Linked DNA regions of Homo sapiens: region 1 is linked to region 2. Evidence: read pairs that join two places in POLR2A ChIA-PET (ENCODE). Cell type or tissue: MCF 10A. All regions are shown on one strand. Links, peaks and the distances in the headings refer to the core of each region. The heading gives the core; the rest is flanking DNA. Region 1 holds the start of FETUB (fetuin B). Region 2 has its middle 30 kb from the start of EIF4A2.

What was found. Peaks named below come from ENCODE experiments on the same cell type or tissue, not always from the same donor. Only the 100,000 strongest peaks of a DNase experiment are listed, where the experiment ranks them.
Region 1: POLR2A ChIA-PET joins it to region 2 with 12 read pairs; 4 of 35 experiments call an interaction of 5 or more read pairs at or near these places.

The regions. Positions count from the first base shown.
Region 1 is chr3:186,630,988-186,646,459 of GRCh38, reverse strand. FETUB (fetuin B) reads right to left here and starts at 6,061. Exons shown (of 7, transcript NM_014375.3): 1 at 5,775-6,061; 2 at 5,320-5,430; 3 at 3,902-3,989; 4 at 1,540-1,709; 5 at 111-212. The coding sequence starts at 5,999. It overlaps HRG-AS1 (HRG and FETUB antisense RNA 1), which reads left to right. Exons shown (of 3, transcript NR_187317.1): 2 at 4,332-4,506; 3 at 4,837-4,951. In MCF 10A, for the core only: no CTCF peak of the experiment used is centred there; a DNase peak (open chromatin) is centred at 5,839.
Region 2 is chr3:186,745,409-186,760,880 of GRCh38, reverse strand. No RefSeq gene overlaps it. Among named protein-coding and RNA genes, the nearest start is that of EIF4A2, 30 kb to the left of the region's middle. In MCF 10A, for the core only: a CTCF peak has its summit at 7,523; DNase peaks (open chromatin) are centred at 6,660 and 7,750.

The DNA of each region.
Region 1 (15,472 bases), core at 2,409-10,408, 110 kb after region 2:
GAAGAAAAGCATCTCATGCCTTATGACACCTCATATGTAATTTATGCTCCACAAACACTTAGAGATGATCTGTGAACACTCAAATTATGAAGACATTCAGGAAAACTCACCACAGAGTCGGAGGACTGAAGTGAACAGCTGCTGGCCTGGGATTTAGTACATGGTGATTCTTTAATTAAGTATTCCACAAAGTAAGAAGGGCCGACCACCCACTGTTATGAGACAAGAGTTGAGACATAAAAATCAAACATTTCTGCCTAGGGAAAAGACTCAGGTTTGGCAGCGTTATATCTACAGAAACAATATGTCACCAGAGGCATTGTCAAGGCACATATCTGTTGTTCCGCAAATCCCCACACTGATCAAACCATGTACCATGATTTAGTTATTAAGAAAACATAATCTCACACCTTTCTTCTCTTCTTTAAGATTTGAGGCTGGGCACGGTGGCTTACGCCTGTAATCCCAGCACTTTGGGAGGCCGAGGCGGGCGGATCACGAGGTCAGGAGATCAAGACCATCCTGGCCAACATAGTGAAACCCCATCTCTACTAAAAATACAAAAATTAGCTGGGCATGGTGGCGCATGCCTGTAATCCCAGCTACTCGGGAGGCAGAGGCAGGAGAATCCCTTGAACCAGGGAGTTGGAGGTTGCAGTGAGCCAAGATCGCGCCACAGCACTCTATCCTAGCGATAGAGTGAGACTCCGTCTCAAAAAAAAAAAAAAAAAAAAAAAAGATTTGAATGGGCCCTAAACACCTTCTTTTGATTTGTTTATTTTTCCTCATGTAGAATTGTCTTTTAGATTTTTCTGCTTATGAAAGAAATATCGGCCAGGTATAGTGGTTCATGCCTGTAATCCTGGCACTTTGGGAGGCCAAGGCGGGTGGATTGTTTTGAGTCCAGGAGTTTGAGACCAGCCTGTGCAACATAGTGAGACCCAATCTCTACAAAAAATATAAAATTAGCCAGGTGTGGTGGTATGCACCTGGAGTCTCAGCTACTTGAGAGGCTGAGGTAGGAGGACTACTTGAGTCCACCCTGGGTGACAGAGTGTCTCTGTCTCAAAAAATAAAAAGAAAGAATGAAATAGAGAAAGAAGGAAAGAAATCAACATAATCTAAATACAAATGAGCCTTCATTTTCCCTAATCCATAAAATTCAACACCCACTCTGGTCTTAAAATAGAGTAAAAGTTATGTTGTAAAATGGTCCACGATCAGTCACATTTGAGAATACAGCAGTGAGTGGTGAACGTATGGATAATCCCCCAAGGAGACTAGGAGTTCATTTCTGTTCTTGCCTTAAGGTTAGGGAAGCAAAATCAAGCCGCCTGACTCTTGTAGAAATGCCATGGAATCACTTAGAAAGTGAAACATGATAGAATGGGCATCAGGTCTATCAAAGTGGGGAAAGTAGAGAAAGGTATTTTGGTTCTAATCAAAATGAGTGCCTTGACATTTTCCTCCCAGCTTAGGAACCTACAGCAACAGTTATGAGACACACTGTGTAACTGGCTTGGGCAGTTTTAGCCTTACCTGGCTAGAAGCCCTGGTGACTTTGAAGAGAGAATACTGCTTGGATGTGTTCTCATTGTTGTATTTCGCAAGAGACTCGGTGGCAGCCTCCAGCACTTGGTGATTGGAAGAGTCAGTGGGTATGGAGCTTGGGCAGTCAGGGCACGTCATGTAAATCTTTTTTTTTGAAACTGTTGATGCCAATAACATAAGTTTTTAAATGCTATTAATTTTCAATAAATCATATGACTGTAAAGAGGCAAGGATGGGGTGAGGAAGTTACCTCTGGAATATACCCCTGGAATAGAAGTTAGCTGTCAGCAGTGTTTTCTGTAATGACCATGTATTACTTTCACAATTAAAAAAGAGACCAGAACAAAGCAAAGTTTTCACCTCACACACATTTACTCTGAGAATTTTGTTCAAAGACACATAATATAGTATATTAAAATAGGACCTTTTCCTCCAACTAGTTCACTATCTTTTCTCATTATTGACCCTGTAAAGTAGACTGTCTTCAGAGATTGGGATTTCATTACCGCAATATCTTATTTACCTTTCAGTTCCTAACACCGAACATCATATCTGATACATAGGCAGTGCTTAGTAAATGCTTGTAGAATGAATGGATAAGTGAATGGCATAGTAGAAGGCAGAAGCGCACCCCGTTTGGTTAGAAATGCAAGTGAGATCTGTCAAAGGATACAAAATTACAGCTAGATAGGGGGATAAATTCTAGTGTTCTGGACCACTGTAGGATGACTACAGTTAACAATAAGATAAAATTTCAAATAGCTAGAAGGGTATTGAATGTTCCCGACACAAGGAAGTGATAAAGGTTTGAGATGATGGATATACTAATAACCTAATCCGATCACAATACAGTATATATATGGAAATATCACTATATATGCCATAAATAGGTATAACTATTATTTATCAATAAAAAATAAGACTAAATATTTTTTTAAGAAGAAAAATGCAAGTGAGCCAGAAAACAAAATGGGTCAAGTCACTGTGTGACTGAGTAGAATGATCACATTAAGTACAGTCAGATTTCTGTTTGGGAGGAGCTGAGGTCAATAAGCCTAGTGTGAAAGTCAAGGTACAGAATTTATCTTGAAGCTGCTTTTGCAGAGCAAACACATTGTTTTTAGAAATTTTGTGTTTATCTGCATGCACTTGGGGACTGGTGGAGATAATGGGGGACTTCCAGCTACAGCTTGTCACTCCTGAATCATCACCACCTGTCACTTCCTGACCTCCCATAGCTCTGATACTTATGACTTCCATTTAAGTCCTGAGACTGTTTACTACTTGCTGTTCTGTGAATCTTGCCTTCACAACCAGGAACCTTAAACTGTGCCTAACAAAATGTTTGCTCGCTTGCCTTGTTATTCAAAGCAACCAGCAGCATTCTTATCTCCTGGAGCTTATTAGAGATGCAGGATCTCAGGTCCTGACCAAGACCTGTGGAATCAGAATCTACACTTGCACAGGATCCACCAGGGGAGCGACACGCACGTAGTTGTTCGACAGGGGACCAAATTCTGTTTTCCTGCACTGTGGATGCTCTCTTTCCAAAGACCTTCCCTTGAAAAAAGGAAGGTCCCAAATGAATGCATGTGCATATTTCAAGTGTCATTAAGTTTCAGCCTCATTTCTAGTCCAATTATTTACTTAACAACATTATTGACACCTTCTACTTGGTGGGAACTGAGGAAGGGTGCAGCAGGAGGAGGAAAGGAGAAACTATTCTACATGATGTAAGATATGCGACCCTCAAATCAAGGCAGTGCATTATGTGTTCCCTGAGTAGTTTAGACAAAATTTTATAGGAATGCAGATTACAAAAGCACCATTCCTTTCTAGAATAGAGAACACTGTGGAAGAAGTGGTGTTGGTCCTTAAAGAATAGGTGTGTCCCAAGGTCAGAGGTCATCAGGGGAGGGCATGCTCAGCAGAGGGAGAGGCACAAGCAAGACACAGAGACTGGAAATTGCAGTGCATGTTCAGAAAACAGGGTGGCATCCAGTAGAATGGAGTGAAGAGTTGGTGTAGTCTGGGAAATAATGGCAGAGATAGCAAGAAAGGAAGCCTGAGGGAACAGTCATAGAAATTATACCATTTATGTCAGACTGAAAATGTAAGATCTGATGCAGCATATAAATGTAGAGGTAGTTTAGTAAGATTAATTGTGGGAAGAGGAGCAGTATAGTATGAATTTCAGTAAGGAGGTAAGTACTGGAAATATTAAGAAACTGGCATTAAGAATAAACAGAAAATAAGAATGAGAGATACCCTATACATTCTTGGCAAAGACCTGGTTAAGTACTCTTTTCCATCCTTTATTAAAACTAACAAAATCGTAGTGATTTCTTACCTGGGCGAAGAGTACAGTTATAAGCAGCTAAATAGAGAACTCTACTTGGGTTGTTCATATAAAATATTGCTTTGCATTGACCATAAACCTGAAACCAACAAATGCATTTTATGACATAGCGAATGCAACTATGAGCTTTTAAAATACCTCCAAAATTAAAGTCAGACATTTTCTTTTAAAGTAGTTAGAAACTTAAGATCAAATTCTGTGGTTTTGGCTGGGAGGAACTGCAGTTGATGATCAAACTGTTTAACCTTTCCCTAGGACACAGCTAGAATATGTTTCCAAGCCTCCCCAACACGTGTGACTGTGTATAATTGAGTTCTAACCACAGGAAGGTGAGCAGAAGTGAGGTGTAACCATTTCCAGATCTGGCTCATAAGGGTCTCCCACGTTCTCACTGTCCTCTATGCTCTTTCTCTGTGCACAGCTTGATGCAGATGAGCAGGTAACCATGGAAGTCGTGAGCTGAGGCTGCAGAGTCTAGAGCCAGAGTGTGGAATAAACTTGGGTCTCAAATCACCCCTGGAGCAAAGCACCCATCTAATCAGGAACTTCTACTTTCAACTTTACATGCGTGAGAAATGAACTTCTATCATGTTAGAGTGAGTATACAGTTTTTGTGTCTGTGTTTTAGTAGCTAGTGTCACCATAACAAATATAATTCACAACAGGATATTCACTTTTCAAAATCAAGTTGGGTACAGTTTGACCAATTGGCTACATGATTAGGAAAATATCTTGATCAAATAGTTTTCTTCTAAACACTTACATCACTATTCTGTACTCACACTGTAAAGTTTTATATCAATTACTGAAAATCATCCCAGGATAATTAAGAATGAAATGAAATGGATTATCTATTTTCAAGTCTCTTCTATGATCATCTTTAGAAGATTAATTCTGAGGCCCTTTATTATGCTCTGTGGTTTCAGGAAATCCTTACACGGCGCCCTTGAGAGCTTTCATACTGCAAGTCATCCATTTTCCTCCCCTCAAACCTGGCATCGGAGTTTATTGAAACAAAGCAAAATAAAACAAATAGACAAAGCTCTACCTCCATCACTTCTGCAGTCTACATTAACCCCACGTCCAGAATATTCACACCTCAGGTCTTTTTCTCACAATTGAAACACTGGTTCAGAGCCTAACGGAAGGTCTTGGAGGTAAAAACACAACTTGGGGCAACTTTTCCATTCTGTTCTGCATGACCCCAATGGGACTTCTCAGAAACCCCTCTCATGAATTAAACTTTGTTCTGTCTAGAGCATTAGAATAAGCTTATGGGCACCTGCCAGGAGATTATAAAGTGGGCCATTTAAAAGATGACAGATATTGAGCACCCTTGACCCTGTAGAAAGAGTGTACCTACTTGCTTTCCCTAGGGCCCTTAATGGTTTATAAAAACAAGCACTCACTGATTCAAAAAATATCCTCATTCCACAGTCTTGCCATGCCTTCTTTCTGAGCACATGGCAGTCAGTCTCTAGCACATCCAGTGTAAGATAGAACAGAGATCCCAGGCCACCCTGTGGGAAGGGGTAGAGAAATGCAATACATTTCACAGGAAGTAGAAACCTAGAAAGACCACACAAAAAAACCCCTGCTTTATGGCAAAGCCAAAGAATATTTGTGAAGATTCCCCGTAAACCATTAAATCTGACACAAGTGTCAGAGTAGGATCACTGTTAACACTTGTTTTTACTAACAATAAGTGCGTTGTTGCTGACCCTGGCAGAGGAGAACAGAGAGTTCTCGGCAGGGCTTCCAATACAGAAAACACCTGCCAGGGTGTCTCTGGGTTCCCTCACCCTGGCCAGTCTCTCCAGCTTGCCCACATCCCTGCCCCAGAGTGGGAACTGTCCCTACTTGCCCGTCTGTATTCCTGGGCGTCGTTCACTCGGTTGAGTCTCAGCACATAGCCATCCTTTCTGTCTTTGTTAATATCCCGCAGGGCAAAGCCTGCAACTGCCAGCACATCTGAGTCATTGCAGCCCCGGGAGAGCAGAGCCGAGGGGTTGAGGGCCAGCTGGGGTGGAGACATTGCTCCGCAGCACAGGACTAGGATGCAGAGTGCCAGGGGAAGGAGCAGACCCATTCTGTGGAGAACAAGGCCCAGGATGGGTCAGTTTGTGGAGCTGCAGGGACTGGCTGGCTTGTAAGGCTCTTTAAGGCAGACTTGAGCGGTTTTGTTACAACTGGAAGGGCTAACCAAGTTCACCTTGAATTCTGAACTTGGATTTTCCTAAGTCAGTACTTTGGATAGCATTTCCCAATGATTCTAACCTTAGACCCTTGAGCAACCTCATATCCACCTGTACATACAAATGAATTTAAGTTTCCCAACTGTTTCCTGAGAAATCATAACATTTGTTCAAGGCTCTTATGATTAGATTCTGATTTGCAGGTCCCCTCCTGAATAGGAATATGGAGGACTGTCCCATTCTCCCCCTCTCCCCTAACACCTTTGCTGTGGAGGTCTCCTTGGCCACTCTAATAGTTATCTTATGTCCCAGTGGTGCTTGGTGAATTCAGACTTCCTGGCTGACACTCTGTGTGCAAAGCCCTTGTTAGATCAGGGAGGTAGTTGAACCCCACAGTCATCTGCCAGAAGCACAGTTGAGATTCCTTAAGCACTTTGGCCATCTGGGTGGAAAATGTTCTACTTATCATCATTTAAGTTATTTTTAAACAATGACTTTACTTAAGGGGAAAAAGTCAAAGAGATATAAAAAGTTCTCACATTGTATTTCAAGCCTATTCTTCCTTTTATGCATATGTATGGAAGCAAGCTCATTAAGAGACTAAAGCCCCATACTCTTGCTAAAAGAAAGATACTGAAGGGCAGGTGGGTGGCAACACATTGGTTGGGACTCTTGCCTTCTTTTTTTTTTTTTTTTTTTAGCTTCTATTTGTGATTCAGAAAGGTTCTACTTATTGGGACCATACAAAAGACAATTATCTTTTAAAAACTGTATTTCAACAAAAAACACATATCAGCAGTAGTTTGTCATGAGAGAAAAGAGACAAAATGGGAAAGAAGCCTCTAGAAGAGGTTATCATGAAGGGCATTCTATAAAGCCCTAGTCCATGAGGTGAGTAACCACCCCCTAACTCTCTCCCTACTCCTAGCCCTTCTCTTCCTTCCTGTCCCTGTCCAAGGATTCTGCATTCAAATAAGTTTAGGAACTGCTGAATCCTTCTGTGTGCTTGCTGGTACACAGTGGTGGCTATTGTGTAATGCTGAGAGGATTATCCTATCCTGATGAGGGCTCCACCCTCATGAATGGAATATGCCATTATCTTGAAAGTGAGTTCCTGATAAAAGGATGTGTTTGGTCCCCTTCTCTCTTCCTTTCACCTGTGTGATGCCTTCCACCATGTTATGATGTAGCATGAAGGCTCTCAGCAGGTATAGCCCCTCGATCTTAGACTTCCCAGCCCCCCAAACCATGAGCCAAAGTAATTTCTGTTCATTATAAATTCCCTGGTCTCTGATATTCTGTTATAACTACATAAAACTAACTGAGGCACAGCCCTAATTAATTTCTGGAGAGAAATAGTTTTTGAGGATTGATTGAAAAACCCAAATCTAAAGATCCCAGCTCTGTGGATGTGGGCTGTAGGCATTGTTTTCAAATAGGAACGATACTAGCAAAATGGGTACAGAAACCAGACATTCAGATTCTGGGGCACAACAAAGGTTTAGCTTCAGCCAGTGAGGAGACAAACATTCATTGAGCTTGAGCAACGTACAGAAAGAGGTTGAGAAGGATCTGGGGCCTGAGGATGCAGAACAAAGAGGAGGAGAATGGTCTGGGACCTGAGGAATATATTAGACTTATATAGGTGAAGGCCATGAGTGCAACTAAAATAAAAGGCAGGACTCAAACAGATAAAAAGATCCAATAACATGGAAATCGTGCACCACCACTTATGCACCTGGGTTTCAACCCAGTCTCAAACAACCTGAGCTGGCCTTCTCCTAGGCTGTGGAGTATGGGAGCCCTGGGAGAGGAAGCAGGGGAAGAGTCCAGCCTTTGGTGTCAGGCAGTCTTGGGTTTAAATTCCACCTCTTCCACTGCACGGTAAGAGGGCCTGTGACACTGGGTGTGCCACACAGCATTTTGTTTCCTTATTCATAAAACAATGGCACTCCCAGCATATGTATACATGCACAGTTGCACCTGCCTGTAGAAAGAGAATAGAGTTCCTCTTTCCCTAGAAGCCCAACCCAGGTACACTTGTGTTTGGTTCCCATCACATATGGGAACAACTTTAGTATCAGCATGGAAGTTAAATTTCTGCTCAGGAGTGAAGAACAAGGCTGTGGAGATAGATCAATCTAGGTTTTGTTGAATCCAGTGTGTCTAATAGAAATACAATGCAAGTTACATATTTAATTTTAAAATTTCTGGTATCTGCATTCGAAAAGTAAAAAGAAACAGATGATATTAATTTTAACAATATTTTGCTTAACCTGTCAATCCAAAATATTATAATTTCAATATGTGATTAACATAAAAATTATGAAAGGCACAGTTTACATTCTTTGTTTCACACTATGGCATACCCCAATTTGGAGTAGCCACAGTTAAGACGCTCAAGAGTTGCATGTGGGTACCTTATCAGACAGCCCAGGTCTAGCTCTTGGGAGCCTCAGGCTCCTCCCATGTAAAAGGAAGGTAGCAGGATTCTCCATCTCCTGAGGTTGCAATATGGACTTATCACAGGGGAAGTATGCAAAGGTGCTTAGCACAGCCCTGGTGCACAGGACGTCCAGAGACAATGTCCAAGGACAGCTGTCAGTGCTGTGACTGTACCCTGTGGTCCTCACTTTGTCTCCCACGGTGCAGATTCTTATGTGACTCTGCCAGTGGCCTTTTTCTGGTTACACTTGAATGGATGCATCGCCAGGTGAACCAGGTTGGGAGAAACAAGGCTGATTTTCCCTGAGTGAGGAGGGAGAGGCAGGGGGCTCCCTGGCCTGCCCACCTCCTGACACAGGTGTGATCCAGGGCAGTGACTTAGGATTATTGATTTGAGAACAGGGAGAGATCAGACAGGTGAGACATTGTTGGCTGCAGAGCTGAGAGAGACACAGCACACGTGATTAGGCATCTGGGGAATTAGAAATCTAGGTACCAAGTCTTGGCCTAAGGGGACAGGATGTGTACTTAGCAAAACTGGACGGCAGCCATGGCTCCAAAATACCAGGTGGGAGCTGCCTGGTACATGATGGTCTCTACAGCTAGTTGCTGTGTTTCTCTCTCTCTTCCCTTTCCTCCCTTTATCTTTTCTTCCTTCCACAAACACTGAATGAACATCTCCTCCAACCACTGCCAAAGCCCGGCACTATATATGAAACTGATATTTCTCAGTGTGTGCCCAGCCCTGTGCTAAACACTCTGTGTTCCTTCTCTCATGTAAGCCCATGACCAACCGAGGCCTGTAGGTGCCACTATTATTCCCATTGTACAGATAAGGAGGCTGAGGAACAGAAAGGTTACATTGCCTGCCTGAGGTCTTACAGCCAGGGTTTGCATCCAACCTATGTGGCTTCAGAGAAGAAGGCATGGTTCTTGCCCTCAAGGAGTGGATGCTAGGAACGCACCAAGGGGAGAAACTAGTTCTACTGGGGAAGTCAAGACAGGCTTCCTAGAGGGGGTAACATTCACTCTGGAGCTTGAAGGAAGAACAGAGTATGCCTGAGGCACAAGGCAGGGAGCGTATTTAACAGAGCGTTCACTTTTCCTGCAGGAGCTGTAAAGGCGAAAACTGTAAATCACGTCGTTTACTTTCTATGTCCTTGCAACTTTCGCAGCTGTCTCCTCTGTCATTGGGATAGTATTTGCTGCTCCCAAACCACCTGCTAGCCTCAGGGCTACCTTGTGGCAGTTTCTCCTTGACTCCTTCCTGAAGTATCCTATGTTTGGAATCTCCCTCTTCCTCTTACTTTTATCAGCCATATTTAGACAATGTGTGGAAAAAAATCAAAATGTTTAGAGAACACTTTTCGGAATCAAAAATATTCTTAGGGCAAATCTGCCTTATAGCATCAAAAGTGGGATTTCCTCCACAAATCCCTATGGCGGTATGGCTAAGAGCACAGGGGTTCAAATCCCAGCTCCGCCACTCATCAGGTCTGTCCAAGGATGTGTTTCTCACATTCTCTGAGGCTACAGCTAATCCACAGGATGGACGTGAAGACCAGGGGAGATTTTATACACTAAGTGCCTGGCATGCAGTTTGCCCTTAGTACCTCACCAAAGAAATTCTAAAAGATAAGAAGGGGGCAGGTAGGATCTTCAAGCCATATCTCATACTCACAGTTGTGCTGGTTTATGAAAAGATGTCAAGGATGCTGTAGGCGCAGTCCTCTCAGGGAAGCAGCTCCCGAGCCAGGGCCTCAGCTTTGCCAGTCACACCTTCAGGGTTCCTGAGGACCCAGAGTTGTTCAGGCCTGGGGGTGAGTATACTGACCCTATGCATAGGCAACTGATACATAAGCCAGCAGCCGGTTTGTTAATTTGTACTGGAGACTGATGCCTCTCCTAGTGGCTCTCCAGCAGGGCTGGACAAATGCTGACAAGTTCTTCCTCTCTGATTGTCCTTTTATATCTGGCGAACAGATTGCATTGTCACTTCAGAACACCTGGTAACAATACAGGTGGTTAGCTGGATTCCAGTGCCAGGCATACACCCTAAATCCTGAATTGAAGGCAGGGTGATAGGCAGAAGGCTAAGCTTTAATTAGGTACAGTCTTTTTTCGCAGGAGCTGCCCTACACTTTGCACAGACCTGGGCTCTTCCCAGATTACCTCATCAACATCTTTACAAGCCAACTCAGAGAGTGCAGCAACCCTGTAGATGGACTGCTTCACCCAGTGCTGCTGGTTCTTATGGCTGTCACTCCCAATGGGTAGTTTTATTGCCAAATTCCATCATAAGCAGTACTACCCATACCCTGACCAAAGAAGGAAAGGGGAATTAACACGACCACCTGCCTACTGAATGCCAGGCGCTGTGCTAAATGTGAGGTACGTACATTTCATCCCATGAGGCTTTGTTGGGAGGTATAGGCTTTTGTTGCTTATGATAGAATGCCAATTGCTAAACATAGAAGAGATGATAGTTAGAAAAATCACCATTCTGCAATCATCATTGTAGTAACAAATCCAGGCAAGAATCATCAATATATGTTAAAACTAGGGAGTAAATATTTGAAATGGGAGAGGTTATCTACATAGTCTCTGAGTATCTCCCCACAGATTACTTAATAACTGTAAAGGGAGAAATTATAATTATATACCAAAGGAACCTGGAAGACATCACCTTAACCAAATAATCAAAATCAACATCACCAATAACAAGCCAGACAGATACCATGTGTTTCCTGATGCGATGCACTGAGAAGGACACAACATCACTTTTATGGTATTCCAGAGGGGACAGGTAACCTACGCTAATTATGAGGAAAGACAAGACAAACCCAATTGAAGGGCATTCTGCAAGACAACTAGCTTGTACTCTTCCAAAATGTCAATTCATGAGAGATAAAGGCTGGAGAAATGTTCTAGATTGAAGGAGACTAAAGAGACTACATAACTAAATGAACATGTGATCAGTTTGATTCTGGATTGGCTCTTGAGATAAGAAGTTAAAATTCCTCTAAAGAACATCATGGGGTAGTTGGCAGATTTTGTATATGGAATGCAAATTATGTAATAATGTATACATGTTAACTTCTGTGAATTTGATAGCTATATGGTGATTATGTAAGAGAAAGTTAGACCCTGAGATACTTAGGGATAAAGAGAAAAGTGCATGATATCTGCAACTCATCAAAGAATCATAAAGTGTTAGAGGTTGAAGAGTCCCTAGGGAGTCAGTAGGCCAAACCCTACTTTCTTGAAATGATGTAACCAAAATCCTGAGAAATTGAATTACCTGCCTAAGACCACACATCCAGCCAGGAGTTGAGCCCAAGACTCTCTGGCCAGGTGTTTACAGTGAGTGCATGATATTGGTTGCTGTTGTTTATCATGGGTCAATACTCAGACAAATACATTGTTATCCATTAACTACAAGCCAATATACACCCCCGTGGCTTCGACCCAGCTTCTGCTAACGCAAAGGTCCCTGACCTCTGGTGGGCTTACATCAGAGGACAATGACCCTGGGAACTGATTTATTTTCACCCTTCTCAGTGCTGACCATGGCCTCAGAGGTGGGTGCTCTCAGGAGAGCCCTCTGCTGTGTGCTGTAGTGGAAAGGGCTGGAGCTTATAGTTGGGTAGATCCGCTAGATGAGATCTGTTACTAGCCGTGTGACTTCAGGCACAACTACCATTTATTTTCTCTGGCACTCAGTTTTCTCATCAGTAAAAATGGAGACAACATGCATATTTATGGGACTAAATGAGATCATGTATGTGATATATGCCCATCCAACAGTAAGTCTTCGTAATTGGTCATTGTTTTCTTCTTTCTTTTGGTCCAAAAGTATTTATGACTATGAATGGAGCTGGGTGGAGGGCTTAGAGAACTCAATACAAGTTATTTAAACTTTTTTTCTCATTAGAAGAATATTACCAAAGTGATATGCACCTTACAGAAAATTAAAAAGCAAATAAAAAGACAAAAATATCTGACCATACTGTTAATAGTTGATGGATGTCCTTCCAGACTTTCCTGTATGCATATGTCACATGCATTTTTATACAAAAATACTGTAGTAGTATACTTACTATATAGTAACTTGCTTTTAAAATCCAACAATAGATCCTGACCATCTTGACATATAAAATAACCCACTTCTGCAGTTTAATTTTTAATTATTGCACAATAGTCTGTTGACAGGTGAGTCAGTTCTTCAAGCCAACTGTCTTTGATAGACAGGTAGATTGTTTCCAATTCTCTGCTATTATAAACAATGTTGCAATTAACATTCTTGTGAGTAGATCTTTGTTCATATCCTTAATAATTTGCTTAGTACAAATGCCTCAAATGGAATCACTGGGTCAAGGGCAATAATTAATGATAAAGCTTCTGATATAATTTGCCATATTAGGCCTGGTACAATGGTTCATGCCGGTGCTTTGGGAGCCCAAGGTGGGTGGGTCACTTGAGGCCAGGAGTTTAAGACCAGCCTGGGCACCACAGCAATACCTCATTTCTATAAAAAATGTTTTAAAAATTAGCTGAGCTTGACGGCATGTATCTATGGTCCCAGCTACTCAGAGGCTGAGGTGGTAGGATCACTTGAGCCCAGGAGTTTGAGCACTTAGTGAGCTATCATTGTGCCACTGCACTCCAGCCTGGGTGACAGGGCAAGACCGTGTCTCAAAAAAAAAATTAAGTAATAATTATAATAATTTGCCATATTGCTCTCCAGAAATATTATAACAATAGCCTTCACACCAGCAGTGGATAAAGCATTAGGAAATGATCTTCATTTGAATGTTCCAAGCACAGTAAACAAAAACTTATCTTGAAAGAGTAGAGAGGCCAGGAGAGGTGGCTTACGCCTGTAATCCCAGCACTTTGGGAGGCCAAGGTGGGCAGATCATGAGGTCAGGAGTTTGAGACTAGTCTGGCCAATATGGTGAAACCACATCCCTACTAAAAATACAAAAATTAGCCGTGTGTGGTGGCGCGTGCCTATAGTCCCAGCTACTTGGTAGGCGGAGGCAGGAGAATAGCTTGAACCTGCAAGGCGGAGATTGCAGTGAACCAAGATCATGCCACTGCCTTCCAGCCTGGGCAACAGAGTGGGAGTCCATCTCAAAAATAACATAAAATAAAATAAAATAAAATAAATTAAAAAAAGGCAGAGAGAGGCTGTGAAGCTTGACTTTCTGGGCTCCTCCATGGACTGGTGGATCAGGAGTTTAGGGGGTAAGAAGAAAGTTCCTTCATTCAAGTAATGTCGTAAGTTCTTCTCCAGTGAGTGAAGTAACTGCTCTGTGATAGGCACTATGCTAGTTGTTGGGGATAAAAAATTAAAAAGCTAGCTGGCACAGTGGCTCATGCTTGTAATCCCAGCAATTTGTGGGGCTGAGTTGGGAGGATTGTTTTAACCCAGGAGTTCTAGGTCAGCCTGGGCAAAATAGCAAGACCCCATCTCTTAAAAAATTTTTAAAAATTGGCCAGGCATGATGGCATGCACCTGTAGACCCAGCTACTCGGGAGGCTGAGGCAGGAGTATCACTTGAGCACAGGATGTCAAAGCTGCAGTGGGCCGTGATTGTGCCACTGCACTCCAGCCTGGTGACAGAGCGAGACCTTGTCTCAAAAAGATAATAAATAAATAAATGAATAAATAAGTGCCTAGTTTTCAATCCTCTGCATTGTAACAATTGAAGAATCCTTTGCTCGAGTGTAAGATAACAGACACCACAGGGCTGCCAAGGACTGGTCAGTGACAACAGGGAGGACAGCCTCCCTGATGAGAACATGGCAACACTCTTTGATATGAAATCTCGCATGATATTTGAGATATCTGGCTTGTAATGTAAAATTTGTGACAATTATTGCCTTCTATATGTTTTAGCAGGTAACAACATAATTGTTCAAGTGTTCTTTTTTCTGGAGTTAAGATAGTTAATTTTGAGTAAACCAGGCCCCAAATATTATGGGTAAATTTTTTTCTACTGTAATTCTTTATAGCTTGATATTATGTGTGTGTGCACGTGTGTGTGTGTGTGTGTGTGTGTGTGTGTGTGTGTGTGTGAGAGAGAGAGCTAGAAAGTGGAAGGGAAGAGGTGAGAAGAGGCATGGCGAGGGAATGACAAGATTAAGCGTGGAATAGTAGTGAGGCAAAAGCCTGAGAGTCTTCTGTGCTGTAATGATTTGCATAGCATACTAAAAGTACTGGGGAATCACTGAAGGTTTTAAGAACTAGATTCTCAGAAAGATCATTCCAGGTAGCAGCGATGAAAGGCCCCAGCTTCTTCAGGATACCCTTATCACCAAGGCCATAGGCAACAAAAACAGATGTGGGTGACGGTCCATCCTTGTAGGGTCTCAGCTCATGCTTGTGGGTTCCAATCTGCTGTCAATTCCCCCTACGTCATATCCATCTTCTCTTTCTGAACACCTGCCCTGCGGACTTCAGGCTCCAGCATCAGATACAGAGACAGGCTTACAGGGACTGTTTATCCAGCCCCCACAATTGCATAAGCCCTGTGGACTTCAGGCTCCAGCATCAGATACAGAGACAGCCTTACAGGGACTGTTTATCCAGCCCCCACAATTGCATAAGCCAGTTCCCTATAATACCTCCCTGGTTATGCTAAACCTGGTTGAACCCTGAGTGGTACAGTTGTGAATGAGAAAATCCTGTCAGAGGAGACACTGCTGAAAAGATGGAAGTGACAGTGGGAACAGAGAGGAAGGACTGGATCCGAGATATAATGAGGATGTAGGAAATCAAGACCTGGTGACTCATAAAATATGGCAGCAAGAAAGGGTGAGGGATCAAGAATGACTCCAGAGTTTTCAGGTTATTTGACCGAGTCAAAGAGTTGAGCTACCATTACAGGAATAGAGCAGATTTGGAAGGGGGAGG
Region 2 (15,472 bases), core at 4,532-12,531:
GTGTGTGTTTTATTTATTTATTTTTAGAGATGAGGGCTCACTATGTTACCCAGGCTGGTCTAGAACTCCTGAGCTCAAGTGATCCTACCACTTCAGCCTCCCAAAGTGCTATGGGATTATAGTCATGAGCCACAGCACCTGGCCAATATATGTGTTTTCATCCATGGTTCGTGACTCATAACTCCCATAGCCCATGTCACAGTAAACAGAATCTCTCTCTTTGACCTTCTCTTGCCCTTCTTTCACCTGCCTGATGCAGGATTCTAATCTAATTGTGACTCATAAAACTCTCCATTCCAGAGGAAGTTCTGCCTCATTACCTGGAGGTAAGAATGCTGCACTGAAGAGCCAAGAAGAATCTGAACAGACAGGACTTGCTGGGTTTAGATCATTCCCTTTTTGTCCAATCACATTTCAACATGGTTGTCCATGCTTCAGTCATGCCTGTCCAAGAAGTCTTCATAAAAGGCCCAAGAGGACAGGGTTCAGGGAGTTTTGGAGACCTGAACACATGGAGGCTGACAGGAAGGTGAATAAGAACTCATTCAACAGCCAGGCGCCGTGGCTCATGCCTGTAATCCCAGCACTTTCGGAGGCCCAGGCGGGTGGATCACCTGAGGTGGGGGTTCGAGACCAGCCTGACCAACATGGAGAAACCCCGCCTCTACTAAAAATACAAAATTAGCTGGGCGTGGTGGCGGGCGCCTGTAAATCCCAGCTACTTGGGAGACTGAGGCAGGAGAATCGCTTGAACCTGGGAGGCGGAGGTTGCAGTGAGCCGAGATTGTGACATTGCACTCCATCCTGGACAACAAGAGCAAAACTCCATCTCAAAAAAAAAAAAGAAAAAAAAAAGAACTCATTCAACCAACTCCTCGGGCACAGAAGTTCCTGGGCTCGGGACCCTTCCAGACCTCTCACTATGTATCTATGTATCTCTCTCTCTTCATCTGTTTATTCATACTTTTAAAAATATCCTTTATAATAAGCCAGTAAACGTAAGTGTTTCCTTGAGTTGTGTGAGCCACTTTAGCAAATTAATCAAACCCAAAGAGGAGTTTGTGGGAACCCCAACCTGAAGCCTGTTGGTCAGAAATTCCCGAGGCATAGACTTGTGAATGGTGAGAAGGGGCGGGGCAGACTTGCGGGACTGAGCCCTCAACCTGTGGTTTCTGAGGCTATGCAGGATGATAACGTCAGAATTGAATTAAACTGGAAGACACTCAGCTGGTGTCCTCTGCTTGGTGTGTGAGGGGACATCTCCACATGTCTGGTGACAGAAGTCTTTTGTGTTGATTGTTGTAGTGAGACATTAGAGAAAAAAAGTTTTTTTTGTTTTTGTTTTTTGCTTGTTTGTTTTCTAACACAAGGCTCTGTCTCTTATTATATATAATAAGAAACACCGAAACTTCTACTGAGACGTTCCCTCTGCCCTCCGGGCTTAAGTGATCCTCCCACATCAGCCTCCCAAGTAGTTGGGATTACAGGCACACGCCACCATGCCCGGTCTTTTTTGTTTTGTTTTGTTTTTGAAGACAGGGTCTCACTCTGTGGCCTAGGCTGGAGTGCAGTGGCATGATCGTGGTTCACTGTAGCCTCAACCTCCTGGGCTCAAGCCATCCTCCTGCCTCAGCACCCCTGCCCTCAACCCCCAGTAGCTGGGACTACAGGTGTGCACTACCACACCCAGCTAATTTTGGTATTTTGTCTAGAGACAGGGTTTTGCCACATTGTCCAGGCTGGTCTCAAACTCCTGGTCTCAAGCTGCCTGGCCCAGGGTGCTTCTAATATGAACACAGCTCAAAACTTAGTTTTGGGACAAGGTGGTGCTGTGATAAACTCAGCTGGCAAACTCCCAGGGAGCAGAAAGCAAAGGAGATGCTCCTTGGCTGAACTCCCTCATTCCAGAATAAGTAAAAGGCAAAAGATCCTCTGGAGTTCTTCAACGGGAACTTCGTGATTTTCCTGCCTTCTCGAATTTTGAATTAACTGTTGAATCTGTTAGACTCACTGAAGTAGATATTGAAAGGAAAATCTACTGAAAGTGAACTAAGTATGGCCGGGCACGGCAACTCACGCCTGTAATCCCAGCACTTTGGGAGGCCGAGGTGGGCGGATCACCTGAGGTAAGGAGTTCAAGACCAGCCTGACCAACATGGAGAAACACTGTCTCTACCAAAAATACAAAAAATTAGCCGGGCATGGTGGCACATGCCTGTAATCCCAGCTACTCAGGAGGCTGAGGCAGGAGAATTGCTTAAACCCAGGAAGCGGAGGTTGCGGTGAGCCAAGATCACGCCATTGTACTCCAGCCTGGGCAACAAGAGCGGAACCCCATCTCAAAAAAATTAAAAAAAATAAAGTGAACTAAGTAGGCCAGGCGCAGTGGCTCACGCCTATAATCTCAGCACTTTGGGAGTCCGAGGCAGGTGGATCACTGGAGGCCAGGAGTTCGAGACCAGCCTGGCCAACATAGCGAAGCCCTGGCTCTACTAAAAATACAAAAAAGTTAGCCAGGTGTGGTGGCAGGCGCTTGTAATCCTAGCTACTCTGGAGGCTGAGGTACAAGAATTGCTTGAATCCGGGAGTTGGAGGTTGCAGTGAACCGAGATTGCAGCACTGCACTCCACCTTGGGCAACAGAGTGAAACCCTGTTTCAAAAAAAAAGAAAGTGAACCTAGTGATGTTCCAAGTTTCAAAAGCAGAGTCAGGGCATGCATTTCTATAAGTATATGGGAATTTAGATTAATCAGATCTAAGTCTGATAAAATAGAGGTACGCAATCTCTATCTGATCTCTCAGTTGTGTTTGTAGACAGTGAGGAATCATTAGGAATGGATGTACACGCTGAGGCATAATTACTAAATATGCCTGCGGGACACCTATTTTCCAACTTTGGCTGCTTTCCTTGCAGTGCCCTTGGTTCTTATAGGGCCTGGAAGGTGTTGGATTGTACGGAGATTAAAGGATTTATTCAAGATAGTTGTTTAAGTGCTCTGCTGGCGTGAACTGAGATGTGAGTTCCCCAGGGCAATCCTGTCGGCTAATTAGTGGGAATTGAGGTTTCAGGGCTTCCCAGGGAACTCTGAATAGTGTGTGGATCTAGGTGGATTTTGAGGCTCCCCAGGGCTCCCATGGCCCTACCTTGGCTTCTCCTTGCCCCTCCTCTTCAAACGGGATTTCGTCTCTATGGATTACAGTCTTGATTTTTGGTTAAAATCAGAAGATTGCTCTTTAGCTTCTACTCTCTCCTGAAAGCTCACTAAAGTACAGTAAAAAGTGTTATTAAAAAAGACTTAAAGTCTGGGCGCGGTGGCTCGTATCTGTAATCCCGGCACTTTGGGAGGCTGAGGCAGGCGGATGCCTTGAGCCCAGGAGTTTGAAACTAGCCTAGGCAACATGACGAAACCCTGCCTCTACAAAAAAATACAAAAAATGAGTTGGGTGTGGTATTGCAGGTGGGAAGATCATCTGAGCCCGGAGAGGTGGAGGCTGCTGTCAGTCAAGATCATGCCACTGCTCTCCAGCCTGGATGACAGAAAAACCCTGTCTCAAAAAAAAAAAAAAAAGTACTTAAACACTAAAGAAAATTGGAAAAGAGACAACAGCCCACAAAGTTGCTTAAATTGGAAAGCAAATGGGAAAATGATGACAAAATTAGCAGACGGGAGAAAGCTTAGTCCTAAAAGGGAAGTGAGGAAAGCTGATAAGCAACCTCATCTAAGCTGCGGAAAGACCCCAAAGACAAGGAACTGGCGGCACCATGTGCCTTTGGACATGGGGACGTGAGAGTAAAACATGGACGCTGGTTGAAAATCTGTTGAAAACGCAGTGGAACTTCAGGAATTTCTTCCCCTGCCACAGGTAATTAGGCAGCTTTCCCTCCTCCACTCTGGCTAGAGGTTTATTCTCCAAAAATAGTGAATAAAAAGACCTCTGGATTGAGGCCCTCATGAAGGTACACCTGACATTTGATGGTCATGTAGAGAAATGTTTTCTTCCGTGTCATACTGTTAGACTTGGGAAGGGCCATGTGTGTTCTCAAAAGCCTACCTAGTATCCCATAAAGAGGTTTTTGCTATGCCATAGTGATTCACTTCTCTGTTCTCTTTGCTACTATTGTTGACACCAAACTGAGAATTCTGTTTCGGTCATATTAAGCCTGACATTCAAACAGGGATGTTAAGTGGGAGTTATATAAAGTTGTATATATAAGCCTGCAACAGGGGTTGGGCATTAGAAATCAGGTTGGAAGATCTCAGTATGGGAGTCATTGACATATATATGGCACTAAAAATCACTGGACTGGATGGCATTACCTAGAGAATGAGCATAGAATTATGAGACTCAATAGAGGGCTGAGTCCAGAAATATTCAACATTTATTTTTATTTAATTTTTTTGAGATGGAATTTCACTCTTGTTGCCCAGGCTGGAGTGCATTGGCAAGGTCTTGGCTCACTGCAACCTCCGCCTCCCGGGTTCAAGCAATTCTCTTGCTTCAGCCTCCCGAGTAGTTGAGATTACAGGTGCCCACGACCATGCCCGGCTAATTTTTGTATTTTTAGTAGAGACGGGGTTTCACCATGTTGTCCAGGCTGGTCTCAAACTCCTGACCTCAGGTGATCCACCCATCTCGGCCTCCCAAAGTGCAAGGATTACAGGCATGAGCCACTGCGCCCAGCCATATTCGACATTTAAAGATCAGCAAAGGAGTATGAGTCCGCAGAGAAGACTGAGGAGAGGTAGGAAAAAGAAGAGAGTGCGACAAACCAAGAGAATATGGAGTTTCAAGGAGGGATTTCTTGAAGGTGTAAATGCTGACGAAAGATTAATATGACTACTAAGAAATGACCACTGGATTTGCAAGATGGATGCTATTGGTAATGTTGACTAGAACAAATTCAGTGGTAGGGATGAAAGCTTGATTAGTGTGGGTTAAAGAGAAAATGTGGAATTAAGGCTATGTGTAGTGAATTCATATGACCTGATAACATTCACAAATACTAGATAAATTATGACACAATTTTTCTTTTTCAGAGATAGGGTCTCGGCCTGTTGCCCAGGTTGGAGTGCAGTGGTGCAATCGTAGCTCACCACAGCCTCAAACTCCTGGGCTCAAGCTATAGTCTCACCTTAGTCTCCTGAGTAGCTAGGACTACAGGCATGTGCCACCACACCTGGCTAATTTTTTAAGAAATGGGGATCTTGCTATATTGCCTAGGCTGGTCTTGAATTCCTCATCTCAAGCAATCCTCCTGTCTCAGCCTCCTGAGTTGCTGGGATTACAGATGTGAGCCACTGAACATGGTGAACACAAATTATTTTAAATTCATAGCTGAGCTTGCAAGGGAAAAGGACTATCTGCAGATATATCAAATGAGGAGGAAAGTGAAGACCAGTAAGGATATAAGTTGACTCTGACTACTATAAGCCAAAAGGTATCTGAGACAGGCCTCGATCAATTTAGAAAGTTTATTTTGCCAAGGTTAAGGATGCACCCGTGACACAGCCTCAGGACGTCCTGACAACAGGTGCCCCAAGGTGGTTGGGGCACAGTTTGGCTTTATACATTTTAGGGAGGCATGAGACATGTCAGATGTACATTGTAAGATGTACATTGGTTCAGTCCAGAAAGGCGGGACAACTCGAAGCAGGGAGGAGGTTTCCAGGTCGTAGGTAGATAAGAGACAAATGGTTTCTTTTGAGTTTCTGAGTAGTCTTTCACTGAATGCACAATTTACAGGAATCATCACTTATGTCTTAGTCTGGCTTAATGAAACAGCAGGGCACAGGGAGCAATCAGATATGCATTTGTCTCATGTAAGCAGAGCGATGACTTTGAGTTCAGCCTGTACTTTGTCCACAGGGAATTTCCTGGTGGGCAGATTGTGAGGGAGGTATGTAGCTTTTTAAACTCTTTGTAGCTATCTTATTTAGGAATAGAATGGGAGGCAGGTTTGCTCTACGCAGTTCCCAGCTTGACTTTGATTTTGGGGATATTTATTTTCCTTCCAAACTACCTAAGGGTTGAATTGGCTTTAGTAATCTAGGGGCTTCATTAAAATATATATATATATGTATATATATATATTTATACATATATATTTATGTATACATAAATATATGAGACAGTCTCGCTTTGTCGCCCAAGCTGAAGTGCAGTGGCACAATCTCGGCTCACTGCAACCTTTGCCTTGCAGGTTCAAGCAATTGTCCTGCCTCAACCTCCCGAGTAGCTGAGATTACAGGCATGCGCCCTCACGCCTGGCTAATTTTTGTATTTTTAGTAGAGACGGGGTTTCACCATGGTGGCCAGGCTGGTCTCAAACTCCTGATCTCAAGTGATCCACCCTCCTTGGCCTCCCAAAGTGCTGGGATTACAGGCATGAGTCACTATGCCTGGCCTAAAAAATACTTTTTATTTTGGAATAACTGTAAGTTTGCAGAAAAATTGCCAGGTAGTACACAGAGTTTCTCCATATTCCTCTCACCCATGTTCCCTCACTGTTAACATCTCAGAGTTTAGTTTCTCCTAGGGGTTTAGAGTTTGAATTTTTTTTACCTATGTGGTACCCCAAACTCTAATATGAGAACTTACAGAAATGTGTACAAGCCCAGTGACGTTCCAAGACTCTCGGCAAGTGTCAACAGAGAACAGACGTGCCAAGACTCTTTCTCACAGTGAATTCTCTCAGGAAAAACCAAGCCCTGCTACCGATGAACTTATACTCCAGACATACATGGAAACGACTTACCATGCCTGCGAGTCAGCACCAACAACAAACAGCCAGGTTCATGGTTGTGAATTTCGGATAATGGAAAGACTATCTAAAAGAGAACATGAAAGGAACACATTTAAAATGACTAAAATACGCCGGGCACAGTGGCTCATGCCTCTAATCCCAGCACTTTGGGAGGCTGAGGCAGGAGGATTTCTTGAGCTCAGAAGTTCGAGACCAGCCTGAGCAATATAGCAAAACCCCATCTCAATTAAAAAAAAAAAAAGACTAAGACATAGAAGAATTGAATCCCTAAAATAACAATAATATACTGCACAAAAAAGAAAAATTGGGCCAGGCGCAGTGGCTCCACGCCTGTAATCCCAACGCTTTGAGAGTCCAAGGTGGGCAGATCACCTGAGGTTGGGCGTTCAAGACCAGCCTGACCAACATGGAGAAACCCCATCTCTACTAAAAATACAAAATTAGCCGGGTGTGGTGGCGCACGCCTCTAATCTCAGCTACTCAGGAGGCTGAGGCAGGAGAATCGCTTGAACCCAGGAGGCAGAGCTTGCAGTGAGCCAAGATAGCGCCACTGCACTCCAGCCTGGGGGACAGAGCGAGACTCCAACTGAAAAAAGAAAAGGAAAGAAAAGAAAACTCTTAGACACACTGAAATTACACAGAAACCCTGTAAGAACAAGAAAAAGAAAGGAGGGAAATGCATTCATTAAGAAGAGAAACACATTCTCCCAGCGGCCATGGGCTTCCCATTAAGACCTTCACCTGCGCATTTATCCTCTGGGAGGCAGCAGTTCCCTGCAAAGGAGGAAAGGTAAACTTGGGAAGGGGGTTCTGCGTGGAGTCCCTCCATTTCCTATTTTACTAGCAATGAGGAAAAGCACTCTACCAGCGCTCCAAGTTCACAAAGAATCCTTACTCACTCGAACAAGATTAAAAATGTAAGTTGAATCACCTCTCAAATGCAGAAACACCTATTCAGAGAGTAAACACTGTTGGTTCCTCTTGAGTCAGCTACTAATGACTCACAGATGAGTCTCCACCTATGTTATGGATCCACACTTCATGACGGCAGCCACAGGACAGCACAATAATAGCAATGACAAATACCATACTGACTGACTTTTCTTACCCACTGCAGTTTTCCGGCAGTGCATCATTATTAAAAGGCATTCACATATTTATAATTATAAAATAATTTATAAGAGTCAAATCTAAAGACTTAAAAAAGATCACAATATATATCAAGTGAAAAATAGAGATTACATATTGTATTTACAGCCTGATTCTGTTTTTGGAATACATGCATACACTTGGAGAAAACATTTCTGGAAAGTCATAACCAAAATTTCTTTTTTTTTTTAATTTAGTTTTTAAATTTTTAAATTTTTTTTTTTTTTTGAGATGGAGTTTCACTCTTGGTGCCCAGGCTGGAGTGCAATGGCATGATCTCCACTCACTGCAACCTCCGCCTTCCAGGTTCAAACGATTCTCATGCCTCAGCCTCCTGAGTAGCTAGGATTATAGGCGCTCACCACCACACCCGGCTAATTTTTGTATTTTTAGTAGAAATACGGTTTCACCATTTTGGCCAGGCTGGTCTTGAACTCCTGACCTCAGTTGATCCACATGCCTCAGCCTCCCGAAGTGCTGGGATTACAGGCGTGAGCCACCACGCCTGGCCTTGTTTATTTATTTATTTAAATTAGAGGTGAGGTCTCACTGTGTTGCCCAGGCTGGTGTTGAACTCTTGAGCTCAAGCGATCTTCTCACCTCAGCCTCCCAAAGTGCTAGGATTATAGCCATGAGCCACCACACCCAGCCCAAAATTTCAACAGTAGTTTTCTTTGGCCAGTGAGATTACAATAGTTTTTATTTCCTTCTTTGCATTATTTTGTATTTTCTAAATTTTCCACATTAAACACTAAAGTATATAATATAAACCAGCATATGAAAAGAAAGAATACACGTATCAGGAAACGTGGAGAAAAATTAATCATGGATTTTAACACTGAAATGAATAAATATGGATAGCCTCCGCCCTACATTTTCCTAGCTCTTATCTGTGAATATTTATAGAGCATGATAACTAGCATACAGTTGTTTTCAGACGGATAAAATTTCAGGACCAAGCAGTCTATGTTCGAAAAAGAACTAAATGCTGTAAATGAGCATATGCTCATTATTCTTTCAGTGCAACTCCGAGCAAATGTCAGTGCTCCTATTTTTCTCCTTTTCCTCCTGGTCCCGTGTTAGGTTTCTACAACTAAAGCAGCCATCAGGTTCTAGATTGCCTCATTCTACAATTCTAGGCTCTTGGAGGAAGGTGGGCCACAGTGATCCTCTCGTCCTGCCCTCCTACCCAGCTCAGAAATCTTTCCTAGTATACCTCTAACTTCCTCCCTCTCCTTCGGCATTCCCAGAGGTGTGGAGCTCAGTATTTAAATGCTTTTCCTCCTTTCCCCGCCTGGAGAACTTCTACTCATCATTCAATATTCAAATCAGGGGCAGTTCAGGGGCTGTGTTTCTGTGAGGCCCATGTGGTGCTGACATCTGATGGTTATAAGCATGGATTCTGTTGTCAGAGATACCTGGGTTCAGTCCCACCTCCCCTACTAACACCTGCTTATGTGAATTTTTGTTGTTGTTGTTGTTGTTTTTGAGATGGAGTCTTGCTCTGTCACCCAGGCTGGAGTGCAGTGGCACGATCTCGGCTCACTGCAACCTCCGCCTCCCAGGTTCAAGCGATTCTCCTGCCTCAGCCTTTTGAGTAGCTGGGACTACAAGGCACCCGCCATCATGCCCGGCTAATTTTTTTGTATTTTTAGTAGAGACGGGGTTTCACCGTGTTAGCCAGGATGGTCTCGATCTCCTGATCTCATGATCTGCCCGCCTCAGCCTCCCAAAGTCCTGGGATTACAGGCATGAAACCACTGCGCCTGGGCGGTTTTTTTTTGTTTTTTTTTTTTGAAATAGGGTATTGCTCTGTCACCCAGGCTGGAGCGTAGTAGTGCAATCAAGGCTCACTATTGCCTCAACCTCCTGGGCTCAAGCAGTCTTCTCACTTCAGCTTCCTGAGTAGCAGGGACTACAGGCACACACCTGTACTATACTGTACATCACGCCTGGTTAATTTTTTTTTCTTTTTGAGACAGGGTCTCACTCTGTTGCCCACACCTTAGTGCAGTGACACGCTCTTGGCTCACTGCAACCTCTGCCTCCCAGGCTCAAGTGATCCTCCCACCTCAGCCTCCCAAGTAGCTGGGACCACAGGCACGCACCACCATGCCTGGCTAATTTTTTGTATTTTTTAGTAGAAATGGGTTAAAAAAAAAAAAAAAACTCGACCATTTTTTAGTAGAGATGTTGCCCAGGCTTGTCTCGAACTCCTGAGTTCAGACGATCTACCTGCCTTGGCCTCCCAAAGTACTGGGATTACAGGCGTGAACCACTGTGCCCAACCAGCACCTGGCTAGTTAATTTTTTTTTGTTTTTGTAGAGACAGGGTCTCCCTATATTGCCCAGGCTGGTCTTGAACTCCTGAGCTCAAGCGATCCTTCCACCTTGTCCTCCCAAAATACTGGGATTACAGGTGTGACCCACTGTGCTGGCCTTATATGATCTTAGCCAGTTTATCTCACTTCTCTGAGCCTCAGTTTTCTCACCTGTAAAATGGGTTTCATAAATGTCATAATATGTATTAGATCTTCAAGTGGTGTCTGTTACATAGCAAGCAAGCAAATAATATTAACTACTCCTATTTGTCATATCAGTGGTTTCAATGCTGACCTGCACATTAAAATTACCTTTAATAGGTCTGGGCTGATGCTTCTAGCAAGGTATTTTTTAAAGTTAGGCAAGTGATTCCAATGAGTAGCCAGGGTTGAGAACTACTGCGCTTGACCAGTAGCTCTGAAAGTATGCAACCCAGACCAATAGCACCAACATCTCCTGGGAAGCTGTCAGAAATACCAATTCTAGGGCCCCACCACAGACCTGCTGAATGAGAAACTCTGAAAATGGGCTCCAGCTATTGGGGTTTTAATAAGTTTTCTTTTTTTCTTTTTTTTTTTTTGAGACAGAGTTTTGCTCTTGTTGTCCAGGCTGGAGTGCAGTTAGCAATCTCCGCTTACTGCAACCTCCGGCTCCCAGGTTCAAGCAATTCTCCTACCTCAGCCTCCCTAGTAGCTGGAATTACAGGCATGCACCACCACGCCCAGCTAATTTTTGTATTTTTAGTAGAGATGGGGTTTCACCATGTTGGTCAGGCTGGTCTTGAACTCCTGACCTCAGGTAATCCACCTGCCTCAGCCTCCCAAAGTGCTGAGATTACAGGCGTGAGCCACCGAACCCGGCCGGTTTTCGTAAGTTTTCTAGAAGATTCTGGTGCTAAAATTTGTGAAGAGCTGCACTAGATTGTAAGCTGAGCAAAGGCGTGAACTGTCTGGTTTTTCCTTTTCATTTTTGTTTCTTTTCAGAGACAGGGTCTTGCTCTGTCACCCAGGCTGGAGTGCAGTGGCATAATCATGGCTCATTGCAGCCTTGTACTCCAGAGCTCAAGCAGTCTTCTCTTCTCAGCCTGCTGAGTAGCTAGGAGTATAGGCACATGCCACCACATCTGGGTTTGTTGTTGTTGTTGTTGTTATTTTTTGTAGAGATGGGATCTTGCTATGTTGCGCAGGCTGGTCTTGAACTCCTGGCCTCAAGTGATCCTCCTGCCTTGGCATCCCAAAGTGCTGGGATTACAGCTGCGAGTCACTGCACCCGGCTTGTGTTGTTAATGCTGCATTCCTAGGGCTAAACGCTGTGTTGTGAACAAATTCAGTTTAACTCAATTCAACTCAAGAAATATTTATTGAGCACTAATTTTTTGTTAGGCCTTGTGCCTGGGCCCTAGGAATATGATGCTGTGTGAGATAGGTCTTTGCCCTCTTAGCTTCTTCCAGCTTTTCAGACTTGATTCTTCCTTCTCTATGCTTTCATTGCAGCTTAAACACACCTCTACTATTGGAATTTTTATGCTGATTTATATATTTTTTAATGTGTCTGTGCTTCTCTCTAAAGTGTGACATTGAGGACAGGAACAGCCTTTAATCATTTTCTTTCTTTTTTTTTTTTGAGATGGAGTTTTGCTCAGTTGCCCAGGCCGGAGTGCAATGGCGCAATCTCAGCTCACTGCAACCTCTGCCTCCTGGGCCTCCCGGGTTCAAGCGATTCTCCCGCCTCAGCCTCCTGAGTAGCTAGGATTACAGGCACCCGCCATCATGCCCAGCTAATTTTTGTATTTTTAGTACAGACGGGGTTTCACCATGTTGGCCAGGCTGGTCTTGAACTCCTGACCTCAGGTGATCCACCCACCTTGGCCTCCTAAAGTGCTGGGATTACAGGCGTGACCTACCTCACCTGGCCAGCCTTTATTTTCTTAGAAGATGCTCAGATGCAGTCGCATTGCCGGGCCTGGCTGTGCATTTGAAAGCAATAGAATGTGTTCTCCTAATATACCTCTGAAACTGGTCCAATTGTCCCATAGAACTGATATTTATGGCTTCTTTTGAATAAACATAGAAACTGATCCTCCCAGTCTTGAAACTTGAGGAAGTTACATTTGTCTTTGCTCAGTTTCTTTCTCAGGCATCCAACCATCAGGCTTCCTAGATAGTGTCAATAAACTGAAACTTACCAGATCACTGCATCTAGGCAATAAGACATCAGACTCCTCACCTACCATGGTTGCCTAAGTGGCTACCTGCTTCCTGTTGAACAGCTCCTCTTCCTTACCCCTCCCTAATTCCTGTTTTCCTGTATGTAGTTACATTTCTTCCCTGCTATATAATCCCCTAATTTTAGCCAGTCAGGGAGATGGATTTGAGACTGATCTCCCATCTCCTTGGCTGCAGCACCCAATTAAAGCCTTCTTAACTGGCAACACTCGTGTCAGTGATTGGCTTTCTGTGTGGCAAGCAGCAGAGCCTAGACCTAACCCTTGGTGTTTTGGTAACAAATTGATAGGGTGAAAAAAAAGGCTGGTGCATCAGTCAAGGTTTCATCAAGGAAGCAGAACCACTGTGAATCCTATGGCATAGGAGATTTATCTAAATCTAATGCCATTGTGGGAGGAGCTAGGAAAATAAGGTCCAGGGAAAGGGAGTTGGAGGATCTGAAGAAGGTTATTCATTAGCCTTCCAAAAGCATTGGTGCTCCTGGACAAGTCAGAGCTTTTAGGGAAAACTGGACAGGTACATATAGCTGCCAAGGGACTGCACAGGGGAGTTAGTGGAGAAATCTTTGGAAGACTCTTGCCCTGTTAGGTGTACTATGGCTATAGGTTAGCACGGCCAGCAGTGGAGGAAATGTTGAGTGCCAAGGAGGGGCGAGGGAGAACAGGCTGGAACCCTTCGGCATCCCTGCATCCATCTCTCACTGCAGCTTTTCTTTTTCTTTTTCTTTTTCTTTTTTTTTTTTTTTTGAGATGGAGTCTTGCTCTGTCATCCAGGCTGGAGTGCACTGGCACGACCTTGGCTCACTGCAACCTCCGCCTCCCGGGTTCAAGCGATTCTCTTGCCTCAGCCTCCCAAGTAGCTGGGATTACAGGTGCCTGTCACCATGCCTGGCTAATTTTTGTGCTTTTTAGCAGAGACGGGGTTTTGCCATGTTGGCTAGGCTGGTCTCGAACTCCTGACCTCAAGTGATCCAGCCGCCTCAGCCTCCCAAAGTGCTGGGATTACAGGCATGAGCCACCATGCCCGGCCCTATTCTTACTTTGTATGTTGTATGTACTTTGTATGAATTGCTCCACCTCCCAGCTTGAAGCAATTCTCCTGACTCAGCCTCCCGAGTAGCTGGGATTACAGGCATCCGCCACCACACACCCAGCTACTTTTTGTATTTTTTGGTAAAGTCGGGATTTTGCCATGTTGGCCAGGCTGGTTTCGAACACCTGACCTCAGATGATCCGCCTGCCTCGGCCTGCCAAAATGCTGGGATTACAGGCGTGAGCCACCGTGCCTGGCCAAGAATTTATCTCTTTTAATTCTCATAACACCCCATGAGGTAAGTACATTATTAAAGTAATATTTTGCATGGGGAAACTGGGACTTTGAGAATTTAAACTGGGAAGTTAAGCAAATTGGCAGTTTTTAGACTCAGGCTGTAACTACAGAACTCTGGTTTTTAACCACCTCACTATACTGCCTCAAATGTGATACACTGGGCAATACCTCAAAGTTTTGCAAAAGACAGAATGGTGTTCAAATGGAAATTCTTATGAAATAAAAGATGAAAGTATAACTTAAATAATTTTTTGTTGTTGTTTTTTGAGATGGAGTATCACTCTTGTTGTCCAGGCTGGAGCGCAATGGTGCGATCTTGGCTCACCGCAATCTCTGCCTCCCGGGTTCAAGCAATTCTCCTGCCTCAGCCTCCGAGTAGCTGGGATTACAGGCATGTGCCACCACACTCGGATAATTTTATATTTTTAGCAGAGACGAGGTTTCTCCATGTTAGTCAGGCTGGTCTCGAACTCCCAAGCTCAGGAGATCCACCCGCCTCAGCCTCCCAAAGTGCTGGGATTACAGGTGTGAGCCACTACACCCAGCCAACCTTAAATAATTTAACATAGCATTTTTGCAAGATGTTGAAGTGGCATTTTGGCTTTTGATCATCTATCTTAATATAGAGAGAGAGACACTGGGCTTCTGGAAGAGTGAGTTTTAAAATATAGCTGCTGGATCCTCTCAAATCTTCTCAGAGGAGCCTTGGGAGTCTGGGCTTTCCCGCGAGGTGAATGTACAGAGTATGAGCAGAAGGGGAGCATGGGCGCCAGACAGACTGGGGTGAGGCCGAAAAGCATGTGTCTTTCTGTGAGTTAACTCCTTTGGAACCAGGCTTAGAAGCAGGAAGTGGAGAGTGGAGTAAAAAGCCAATAGGGGCCTCCTGTTTGAGGAACTAGGCGTAGACAATGTGAGGAATGTGCGTTGGACTCGACGACAGGAAATGCCTGCCCTGAAGAGAAGCACGGAGCGATGTAGCTGTGTGGCCCCAGAGCCAGGGCCAGACACTTGGGGTGTGACTTTGGCTTGGTAGTTAGGTCTTTTTTTTTTTTTTTTTTTTTTTTATTTGAGGCAGAGTCTTACTCTGTTGCCCAGGCTGGAGTGCAGTGGCATGATCTCGGCTCCCTGCAATCTCCACCTCCCGGGTTCAAGCGATTCTCGTGTCTCAGCCTCCCCAGTAGCTGGGATTACAGGCTCCCACCGCCACACCAAGCTAATTTTTTTTTTAATTATTTTTTAGTAGAGACGGGGTTTCGCCATGTTGGCCAGGCTGGTCTCGCACTCCTGACCTCAAGTGATCCGCCTGCCTTGGCCTCCCAAAGTGCTGGGATTACAGACGTGAAGCCACTGCGCCCGGCTGGTATAGATATTTAAAAAATAAGAAAGTTAGTTTCTGGGTCACGGGAAACTCATGTTTATGTTACCTAACAAAGGCCTGAAGTGGAAATACTTCATGTTGTTGAGTAAGCTGAGAGGTATAGGCTTTATATATCAGCCCTTATTTTTCTGCTAAAACATGATTGTCAGGAAATACCCAGAACAGAACCCTGACTCCATTCTCTTCCCATTCTGATCCACCCTACCCAGAACCTTCAGAATCATCTATCTCAAACTCCCTCTGAGTATGGCAAAGACTGTAGAAGGAACTCTACTGCATATTTCAGCCTAGACTCCCAGCTGG